Linked DNA regions of Homo sapiens: region 1 is linked to region 2. Evidence: chromatin contacts called from ENCODE Hi-C or POLR2A ChIA-PET data. All regions are on one chromosome and are shown on one strand. Each heading gives the region's core, a stretch centred on a gene start or an enhancer-like site at or near the end of the contact. The rest is flanking DNA. Distances are from core to core; before and after follow the strand shown. Region 1 has its middle 140 kb from the start of TNFSF18. Region 2 holds the start of DNM3OS (DNM3 opposite strand/antisense RNA).

Region 1 (4,702 bases), core at 2,055-4,554, 760 kb before region 2:
CGAATAGCCTTGAGAATTTGGAGACATATCCAAATATACATGGGAAATTAGCATAAAATAAAAAGTGGTATTAGAATCAGTAAATGATGTTGGTATAATTAGGTAGCCATTTGTAGAAATCAAAAACAAAAAAGCTAGATGGCTACCTCACCCCTTATATCAAAATAAATTCCTGGTGCAGAAGGAAATAAAGGTTAATTTTATTTTACAGATGACCTTTCTAAACAAAATTAAAAGTCCAGAAACCTAAAGACAAAGATTAAAATGTTTGACTACCTTAAAAATTAATACATGTTTAAAAATTCAGCAGAAACAGGCAAACAAATAAACAAAACCCCATCATAAACTAGGAGTCATATAAGTTTGGAAGATAAATGGGATTTAGATTAATTTGTAACAGAAACTGAGGGAAGTTGGCAGTCTGGGAAGTAAGCAAAACCAGCATAAACAGTGCTAAGAAGATGAATAAAATGAGTGAGTATCCGATATGAGGGTCCGAATGGGGAGAAACAAAGGAAGCAAGTGGACAGTATTAGTCATTAGCTGGTTTACTTTTGTTTCAGCTGAGAGGCCGGAACCACATCTGCTCCTCCAGAGCGTAACAGGTAACAGTCCCTTCTTTGGATGCAGTTAACTATGATGCAACAGAAGAGATATGTGCCTAGATACGAATTCACAACATGTAGCCTCCGCTCGGTTGATGATTAGACTTTATACTAAAGGAATAAAAGCAGCAGAGGTGTTGGGTGTTTTTAGCATTCTCACTCTCACAGCATTGCTCAGAGTCCAGGCTGATGATAATCTGGGCTGAGAAGCAGAAAGACTCAGTCCCCAGCTGTCCACGGCCCCTCTCAGTACTGTATGGAATAGGTATGCCTCTCAGTGTTTTCCAATGATAGCTGTAGCCCTGTCCTGGCCAACTGGTCAGCTGAGCTACCCTTTGCACAGATGTATGTGGGATAGTCTTGGAGCCTATCCTGTGTACGTGGGATAGTCTCGGAGCCTATCCTATACCACAAGCAGCTTTGGAATAAACATCCTCTTTGGTGTGGAATGAGAGCTTAGTCATCCAAGGAAAAAATGCGAAAAGAGGGAGGAAATGATTACCTCTGCTTCTTAAAATCTTTTTGAATGTAAGTATATAAGTAAAACAAGGACCAAGAATGATAAGAGGGAGTTTCCATGAAAGTCCAGGAAGGGAGGTACTGTATTTGAGGTTTTGGTATAAACCATAGTAATCCTGCTTGCAGCTCTGGCAAATGCACTCCTCACTAGACCCCTGGGTTGGTTATTTTCTTTAATCCTAAAGGTCCAGAGTGCCACATGCTCTTTTACCTCACACTTGTCCCCTCCCCACCAACCTTTTTTTTAGTATGTGGGGTTTGGACCTATTCTGCCCAAAAAGTCTGGATTCTTGAGTCTTGGCCTTTCCAACATGCAGCAAGTAAAAGCTACTTAAATTTTTATGAGTAACGACTCTTGGCTTGAATTAACAGTTTTGCTAATCTTCAGTGAGTAGCTTTAACAATATTGCTATCTTTATGACAGAACGATTTATATTCCTTTGGGTATATACCCAGTAATGGGATTGCTGGGTCAAATAGTAGTTCTGTTTTTAGCTCTTTGAGGAATTGCCACACTGCTTTCCACGATGGTTGAACTAATTTACATTCCCACCATCACCAACAGTGTATACATGTTCCTTTTTCCCACAACCTCACCAGCACCTGTAATTTTTTGACTTTTTAATAATAGCCATTTTGACTGATGTAAGATGGTATCTCATTGTGGTTTTGATTTGCATTTATCTAATGATCGGTGATATTGAGCTTTTTTCGTAGGCTTTCTAGCTGCATGTATGTCTTCTTTTGAAATGTGTCTGTTCATGTTCTTTGCCCACTTTTTATGGGGTTGTTTGTTTTCTTCCTGTAAGTTTAAGTTCCTTGTAGATGTTGGTTATTAGGCCTTTGTCCAATGCATAGTTTCCTAAAATTTTCTCCCATTCTGTAGGTTGTCTGTTCGCTCAGCAGTTTCTTTTGCTGTGCAGAAGCTCTTTAGTTTAATTAGATCCCATTTGTCAATTTTTGCTTTTGTTACAATTGCTTTTGGCATCTTCGTCATGAAATCTTTGCCCATTCCTATGTTCAGAATGGTATTGTTCAGGGTTTTTATAGTTCTGGGTTTTCTATTTAAGTATTTAATTCATCTTGAGTTGATTTTTGTATATGGTATAAGGAAGGGGTTCAGTTTCAATCTTCCGCATATGGCTAGTCAGTTATCCCAGCACTATTTATTGAATAGGGAGTCTTTTCTCCATTGCTTGTTTTTGTCACTTTGTTGAAGATCAGATGGTTGCAACTATGTAGGCTTATTTGTGGGCCCTCTATTCTGTTCCATTTTTCTATGTGTCTGTTTTTGTACTAGTACCATGTTGTTTTGTTTACTGTAGCCCTGTAGTATAGTTTGAAGTTAGGTAGCATGATGCCCCCTGCTTTGTTGTTTTTGCTTAGGATTGCCTTGGCTAGGGCATATACCCAAAGAAATATAAATCATTCTATTATAAAAACATATGCACATATGAATATGTCCATTGCAGCACTGTTCACAATAGCAAAGACATGGGATCAACCTAAATGCCCATCAAAGGTAGATTGGATAAAGAAAATGTGGTACATATACACCATGGAATACTATACAGCCACAAAAAATAATGATATCATGTTCTTTGCAGGAACATGGGTGGAACTGGAAGCGATTATCCTCAGCAAACTCATGCAGGAACAGAAAACCAAATACCACACGTTCTCACTTATAAGTGGAGGCTAAATGAGGAGAACACACTGGGGGCAACACCAGACACTGGGGCCTAACAGATGATGGAAGGTGGGAGGAGGGATAGGATCAGGAAAAATAATTAATAGCTACTAGGCTGAGTACCTGGGTGATGAAATAATCTGTACAACAAACCCCCTATCACACGAGTTTACCTATACAACAAACCTGCACATGCACCCCTGAACTTAAAATAAAAGTTAAGAAAAAAACACAGAATATTGCTATCAGTGAAAATCCTTTTTTGACACCACTAGTAATTAAACTCATTGAATTTACATTCCAACTGGGGTAATGAATCACTTCCTCATCCCCACCCCAGCCTGATGGCACCACCTTTTTCAGCTCTAAATACATTTTGTTATTTGGGTTTGATTTAAAAGCCTCGGTCCTGTAGCAGTCAGTTCCCACCAGATGAAAGCCAAAACAGAAACTACACAGGAAAATCCTGGAGATCTGCTGAGTCACAGTGGAGCCATCTGCTGAGTCACAGTGGAGCCATTTTCATACATATCTAAAGGAAAGAGACTACAGGAAATATAAAAAAACTTTAGTGATGGCAAGGAGCTTTGTTAAATTAATGATAGCATTTTTGTCTCTCAAGGATGAAAGAAGAGTTCAAAATCTGAAGGCTTATTAAGGGCAAGCAATTTACCTAGTTCCTCATGCTTCCATTAAATGGTGCGGCCAACTTCCTTCAGAGTTTTCCACAGTGAAAGTTAAGGGAGCAACATTGGAGGCAGTTTCTCAGCAAGGTTTTAGATTCCACATCTGAAAGCAGGATGTATGGTGAATATGCAAAGGAAGCAATAGTTTAAAAAGTTATTATTAGGCTTTGCAGGTAGAAAAGGAAATGGCAGTTTCTGAATGTTGATAACGAATGAACCTTAGCCACAACATGTTCTAAGTCATTCAAAGGTGGAAGACAGAGTAAACATTTGCAGTTTCCACAGGGAAGCACCTGCGGTGTGTGGTTCTAAGAAGATCAGCAGTGGCTTAAGATCTAAGGCAGAAGGAATTTAGCACATTTAAAGAGCAGTGTTCAAATATCTCATTTGAGTCTCATAGCTACTGGAGAGAAGCCAGCCTGTTCATCAGAGCATTGAGGCTCCAAGAGTGAATGTGTAAATGATTTTCTACTGCCATGGTATCTAGTTCCTGTAAATGGAGATGCCATCCCCATAGAATGTCCTGATGGTTTAGTCACTACTAAATTTGCACCCTCCATCATTATCTGCCTATCTATAGTTCCCTACCTGTTTTGACATTTATAAAAAAAAAATCTCTTGTAAAAATTTCATGAAAATAGAATTCTCTACATGGTTTTAAAATTTCCTTTGCTTCTAATTAATGTGTCATAATTGATGTAGATTTATATAATGCAATTTTATTCAATAGTAATTAAGATATCTGAGCCAAGATAAATATTACCAAGATTTTAGATTCTTCTTTTCGCATCTGCCTCATCCATTCTCAACACTTTTTCTAGTTAGCTACCTTTCCAGAAAGCTTCAGCCAACCTGCACCCTAACATTTGATGTTTTCTTGCAAGATTCTCCTAAGTTCTCTATTTCCTGGACTTTGGGGTTGTTTTGCATTGCTGGTTAAATTCTATAATTGTGTCCAGTGCTTTTCTCCCTGCCAAATATAAAATTCAAATGGGCTTATCCATTTAATCAGGCATATGCCCATTATTTACTCTTGAATTTCTCAGCCTCTCTCTCTTTCCTTTGAGATGCAGTCAAACACACTCAAAATCAGCCTTTCCTCAGAGGCCAGAAAATCACTGACAGCTCTACAGATGTCTTAAGAGTTAGACTAGGTGAGGCAAGAAGTCCATTGACACAGTTGAGCCATTTAATTTAGTCCA
Region 2 (4,647 bases), core at 1,694-4,193:
TAATTTTTTTCTTGACATACCTCTCTATTGTTTGAACTTGTGCACTAATCTTGTAACAAAAAAAACTTAAGGCTATAAAATATTAGCTGAAGTACGCATATCTGGATATCACAAAATAATTGTAAACACTAGTAACCCTGCCCCTTTAGAGGTACACAGAAAGAAGCCTCAGTCCTGGTTTCAATTTGAGAATTTCCAAAGTCATAAAAATGTGCCAAGATTGGGAACAATAACTAACTGAAACAGCGTTTCCTTTTAATAACCCTTTATAATAGAGCAAATTTTGTAGTCACCCAAAACCATCTATTGATTCAATAATCACTTTGGTCAACAACTTTTGAAATAAGCAAATTAAATAACTTTAGTTCCTCAAAGTCAAGGATTTGTCATGTCCAACCTTGCTTTCTAGGGCCCAATACATTTTGGGTATTCAAGTGATAACTTTACAGACGTAAGAAAAGTTATTAAGGCATTTCCAAATCAATGCCAAGGACTTTTCAGAGCAGAATGACCAACTTTTTAAACTGCACTTGGTAACAGATGTGTATTCCTAACTTTTTATGTAAGTGTGAGCTTTTTGAGGGCAGGAGTCAGGTCTTAATCTTTGTATGCCCAGTTGCTGGTATTGTGACTAGCAGGTGAGTAGGCAAGAATAAATATTCGTTGAACTATTTGGAGGCAAGAGCACCCACAAACACTTCAGTTAACTGGAAACTCAAGGAGATGGACATATATTCTAAGGGGAACTCAATTTCTATAGCTGTCTCTGGAGAAAATTCCTTAAAATGTTTCACGAGTCATAATGATTAGTATAAAGTTAAGTCACTTGATGGAAATATTGTAAGATTCTATTTGGTGTAGGTAGTAGAACCATTTGAGGGCATATAGATGTACAGACTAAGGTGAAATCATGGTGCAGTCTGATCAAAACCACCTTTTGTTTGCCTTGACAAAAATTTCCAAGGCATGTCTTATGGACATAAATGAAAGTGGGCAGAAAAAAAGGCTTTCACTTTCTGTGGCAGAAGCAGGTCTACACCTGGAATACTGGCTGACTACTGGTTCAGTGGTTTATGGCTCCTCTATGAGGACTTCATGTGAGTAAACACACAGATACTTTGAAAAGAATGGAGTTGGTATCCACATATAATACAAGTATTAGATTGTATTTAGTCACACTTAGATCATTTCCAGTAATATGCAAGCAGTGACAGGGAAAAAAGGGAGGTGAGTCTTATGGGCTTGTGCAAGCACTATTGAATAGGTCCTAAAGACACAAATATGGAAGCAAAAGTACAGAGATATAAAGTCATTCCTCTGACTCCTATTGATGATATAAATATTTCTATGAATGGTGTACCCAGTGCTAACCTCTGTTCCATCCTAAGATGCCAGATAATTCATGTTTATCTTATTTAATCTTCCTCACAAGATAACAAGGGCTTGTCATAACTTTTGAACTCTTCAGTAGTGTGCTATTTAATGATTCAAAAGAGGCCATTTTATGAAAAGCAAATGCTTTAGGACAGTACTCACTTGAAGCTTTTTGAAATATACAATGCAGCGTATAAAAAAGAGATATATTTTTCTACTTCTAAAAAGTATTTCAGAAGGCCAGTGGAAATGAATTGCTTTGGCTGTACTTTCTTTAAAGAAGGCTAAGTTTCTTAGTCTGGTTGGTCAAATTAAATTTGGAAGCTACCTAGAAATTTTCTCACATTTTGATCTTCAGAAGGGCAATTAATCAAGCTCTTGTTTGAGGCGACTCTAGCTTTGATCAGAATCCTATGGAGGGAAAGTGAGAGAACTACATATTCAGAATATTCAAGAGTATATATAATTGAAAACAGCCACAACAGGGAAAGAAAAGTAGATGCCAGTGGGCTGATATCTTATAACCTTTGGTCAAGCGGTACTTGGCAAATTTCAACAGATTTAGTTAACCAGAGATAAAACTAAGCCACAGAATACCATGAAAACAAAACAAAAGTATCAAAACAGAATCAGGAATTACAAGTGAAAAACAATGCTATACCTAACAGCATGGATCTACCAGAGGCGATTTGTTAGAAGACCTGAGTCGTTGTTTCGTAGTGGATGCTTCAAACAAAAACTGTAACGTTTCTTTAGGTCAAACTATAGCACAGCATTCAGAGACCCAGCCAAAATAGCTGAGGGAAACTAGGAAGGCCACATGTGGAACTAATTACTCATGTAGAGGCCATGACAAAGAACATTTCTCCAGACTTTTCATGGGGGCTTCACTTTCAGGAAGTTGCTATAATTACTGTTCAAGTCTAGAGCAGCCTGCAAGCTGCTGACAGATTCAACAGACAGGAGAAGGAGGGAGAGAGAGAAGGAGAGAAAGAGAGAGAGAGCGGGAGGGAAGGAGGGAGGGAGGGAGAGAGAGGGAGGGAGAGGGGAAGAGGGGGAGAGAGAGAGAGAGAGAGAGACAGACAGACAGACAGACAGACAGAAACTTATCTGCCCTTTTTGACGAGTGAAATACCAGAAAATAAAGTGCCACAGGAAAGCTCAAAAAGGTTTCCAAATGAGCTCTGCCTTCCAGTGTTCAACTTTCTGTTTACTATTTCATCTACCCTCTATCTTCAAATTACTTCTCTAGCCTGGGTCAGACAGTAAATTTGTACTTCTACACTAACTCACTTTCAGTTGGCCACAGCCGAACTGTACATCTTGACTCTTTTTTTTTTACAGCTTTTCCATACTGGGGCCCACTTCCTGCCCAGTTGAGGAAAAAAATCTGGCCTGAAGATGAAATGACTGCTTAACGTTACACTAAAACATCTGGTACCATTTTATGCACAGACCCATGTCTGAGAGCAGGCGATTCTAGCGGTCTCTCCAGCGGCACAGCGCATACCCAAACCTCCCCAGGGTGACATCATCCCATATATGGACTCTCCAGCCCAGCCCTCCCCCTTTTCCTGGTCCTAAATTCATTGCCAGTTCCCCAGTCTGCAGCAAATGTGCCACGTCAAGACTGGAAATCACAGCCCTTGAGTGTGTCTCAGTCAGCGCAGCAGAATTCAGGGGGGAAAGCTGAATGCAACCCCTGGTGCAGGAAGGGAGGCTTTTCCTGAGGACCGGGAGAGGATTTTAAGTACATAGAAGGAAGCTTCTGGAGATCCTGCTCCGTCGCCCCAGTGTTCAGACTACCTGTTCAGGACAATGCCGTTGTACAGTAGTCTGCACATTGGTTAGACTGGGCAAGGGAGAGCAACGCCATGGACCGCTGGGGACAAAATGGGCTGTTTCCAAGGAGAAGACATTTGTTTGCTCCTTTTTTGAATCTCATATCCAGTGTTTTTCTTCACAGGTTTTGCACACTAGGGACCAAGAAGCCCTCGGGGACACTGCTGAGAAAAGACTGCCGAAGGGAAGACCAGCGGGTAAGGCCTTCTTGACTGCTCACCTGGTCTGTGACCAAGGGAACCTAGGTGGGGAGCCCATGATTTGTGTTAACATGCAAGGGAAACAGAGGTACATGTGTGATGGGTAGAGATGTATTTAATTTTAAAAGAGCAAAAGTGTGTGGTATATAGCGATTTACTGTTTTTTTTTTTTTTATTTCTGAAGATTGATAATTCAAGTGTTTTCTTAAAGGTTTTCCCACTTCAAAATGAAATATGAAAAAACTCATTCCAGACACTTAAGAATAGTTTAATGAGGCTACTTTTGAATTGTTTAATAATAATTCAAAGATTTAAAAACTTATATGGATGAAGGCTGTATGTATAACTTTTAACATCCCAGGACTGAAGTCATTTTTCCCCAAAGTAAAGAATACTTGCTGGTTTTTAAATGCTATATGGATAGTGCTTTTCTGAAGATTTCCTTCTGTAATATAAACAACAGGAATAATAGTACCTAACAATAAAAGAAGAACCTGCCAAGTCTTGCCTACCAGACAATGCAGATGGGATTTGCCCAGAGAAGAGCACCGACCCACAACTTATTGAGTCAGCAACTGAGTAAATCAGGGAATAAAAACCTCTATCTTTAGATACCCCTGTAAATATCTGTTTTACATTTTTTTTAAATCAAAGAGTGGTTAATAATTGCTGCTCAGCTGAGCCCTCTTGCCTATAGCTTACAATGCTTCCACTTCTCTGAGCATTTAAAATAAGGCACTTTGTCTAGAAACCCACTGATAAAAAAGGAATTTGTAAACGAAGGCAGAAGTTTTCTTTGGTCAGTTTCCAGCTGTCCTGGAGGTGAAAGAGGGTGGGAGAGGGGGAGGAAGGTGGGAGGGAAGAAAACCCTCAAGCTGAATGAAATCCTAATAGAGAAAATAATAGAGCAAGTCTGGATTGCAATGTGATCTGTGCTGAACTTTAGAGGTCGGCCCCTTAAAGAAAGTTCTGGAAAAATGTTATTGCCTCATCCCTAATTTTCTTAACCCCCATTAATTTCTATTCCGAAACAATTCTATATAATGAAAACATCTCTTCTACAGGGTTTGTGAAAAATAAACATAATCTCTTTTGTCCTCCTTTAAAGTTACAGTGGTTCCTGAACAAATTCTTTTCTAAGTTATACATTTTGCAACAATTCAAAAATTGACTCAAGTTCTCTTTAGCAAAATATTTTATTATAAAAGATTCCCTAAGTTTTCTTTTGTCA

Evidence for each region. Hi-C counts contacts between places; a loop is a spot of excess contacts on that map. ChIA-PET counts read pairs that join two places held with the same protein, here RNA polymerase II (POLR2A).
Region 1: a loop to region 2 is called in a map of endothelial cell of umbilical vein, with 4 times the contacts of the local background. The contact joins the enhancer-like site here to the promoter of DNM3OS in region 2. A Hi-C loop is called at or near these places in 1 of 168 maps with a recorded cell type or tissue (endothelial cell of umbilical vein). POLR2A ChIA-PET finds 5 or more read pairs at or near these places in 2 of 52 experiments (GM12878 and IMR-90).

Annotation. Positions count from the first base shown.
Region 1 is chr1:172,906,038-172,910,739 of GRCh38, reverse strand. No RefSeq gene overlaps it. Among named protein-coding and RNA genes, the nearest start is that of TNFSF18, 140 kb to the left of the region's middle. RefSeq lists an enhancer at 2,718-3,917. Within about 2 kb of position 3,304, at least 8 of the 41 ENCODE cell types and tissues checked have a DNase peak (open chromatin) inside an H3K27ac peak, as active enhancers do; they include IMR-90 and endothelial cell of umbilical vein, where a contact is called at or near this core.
Region 2 is chr1:172,143,131-172,147,777 of GRCh38, reverse strand. DNM3OS (DNM3 opposite strand/antisense RNA) reads left to right here and starts at 2,943. Exons shown (of 4, transcript NR_103486.1): 1 at 2,943-3,124; 2 at 3,341-3,413. All of the region lies in intron 14 of DNM3 (dynamin 3), which reads right to left. MIR199A2 (microRNA 199a-2) reads left to right here and starts at 3,134; the gene lies at 3,134-3,243.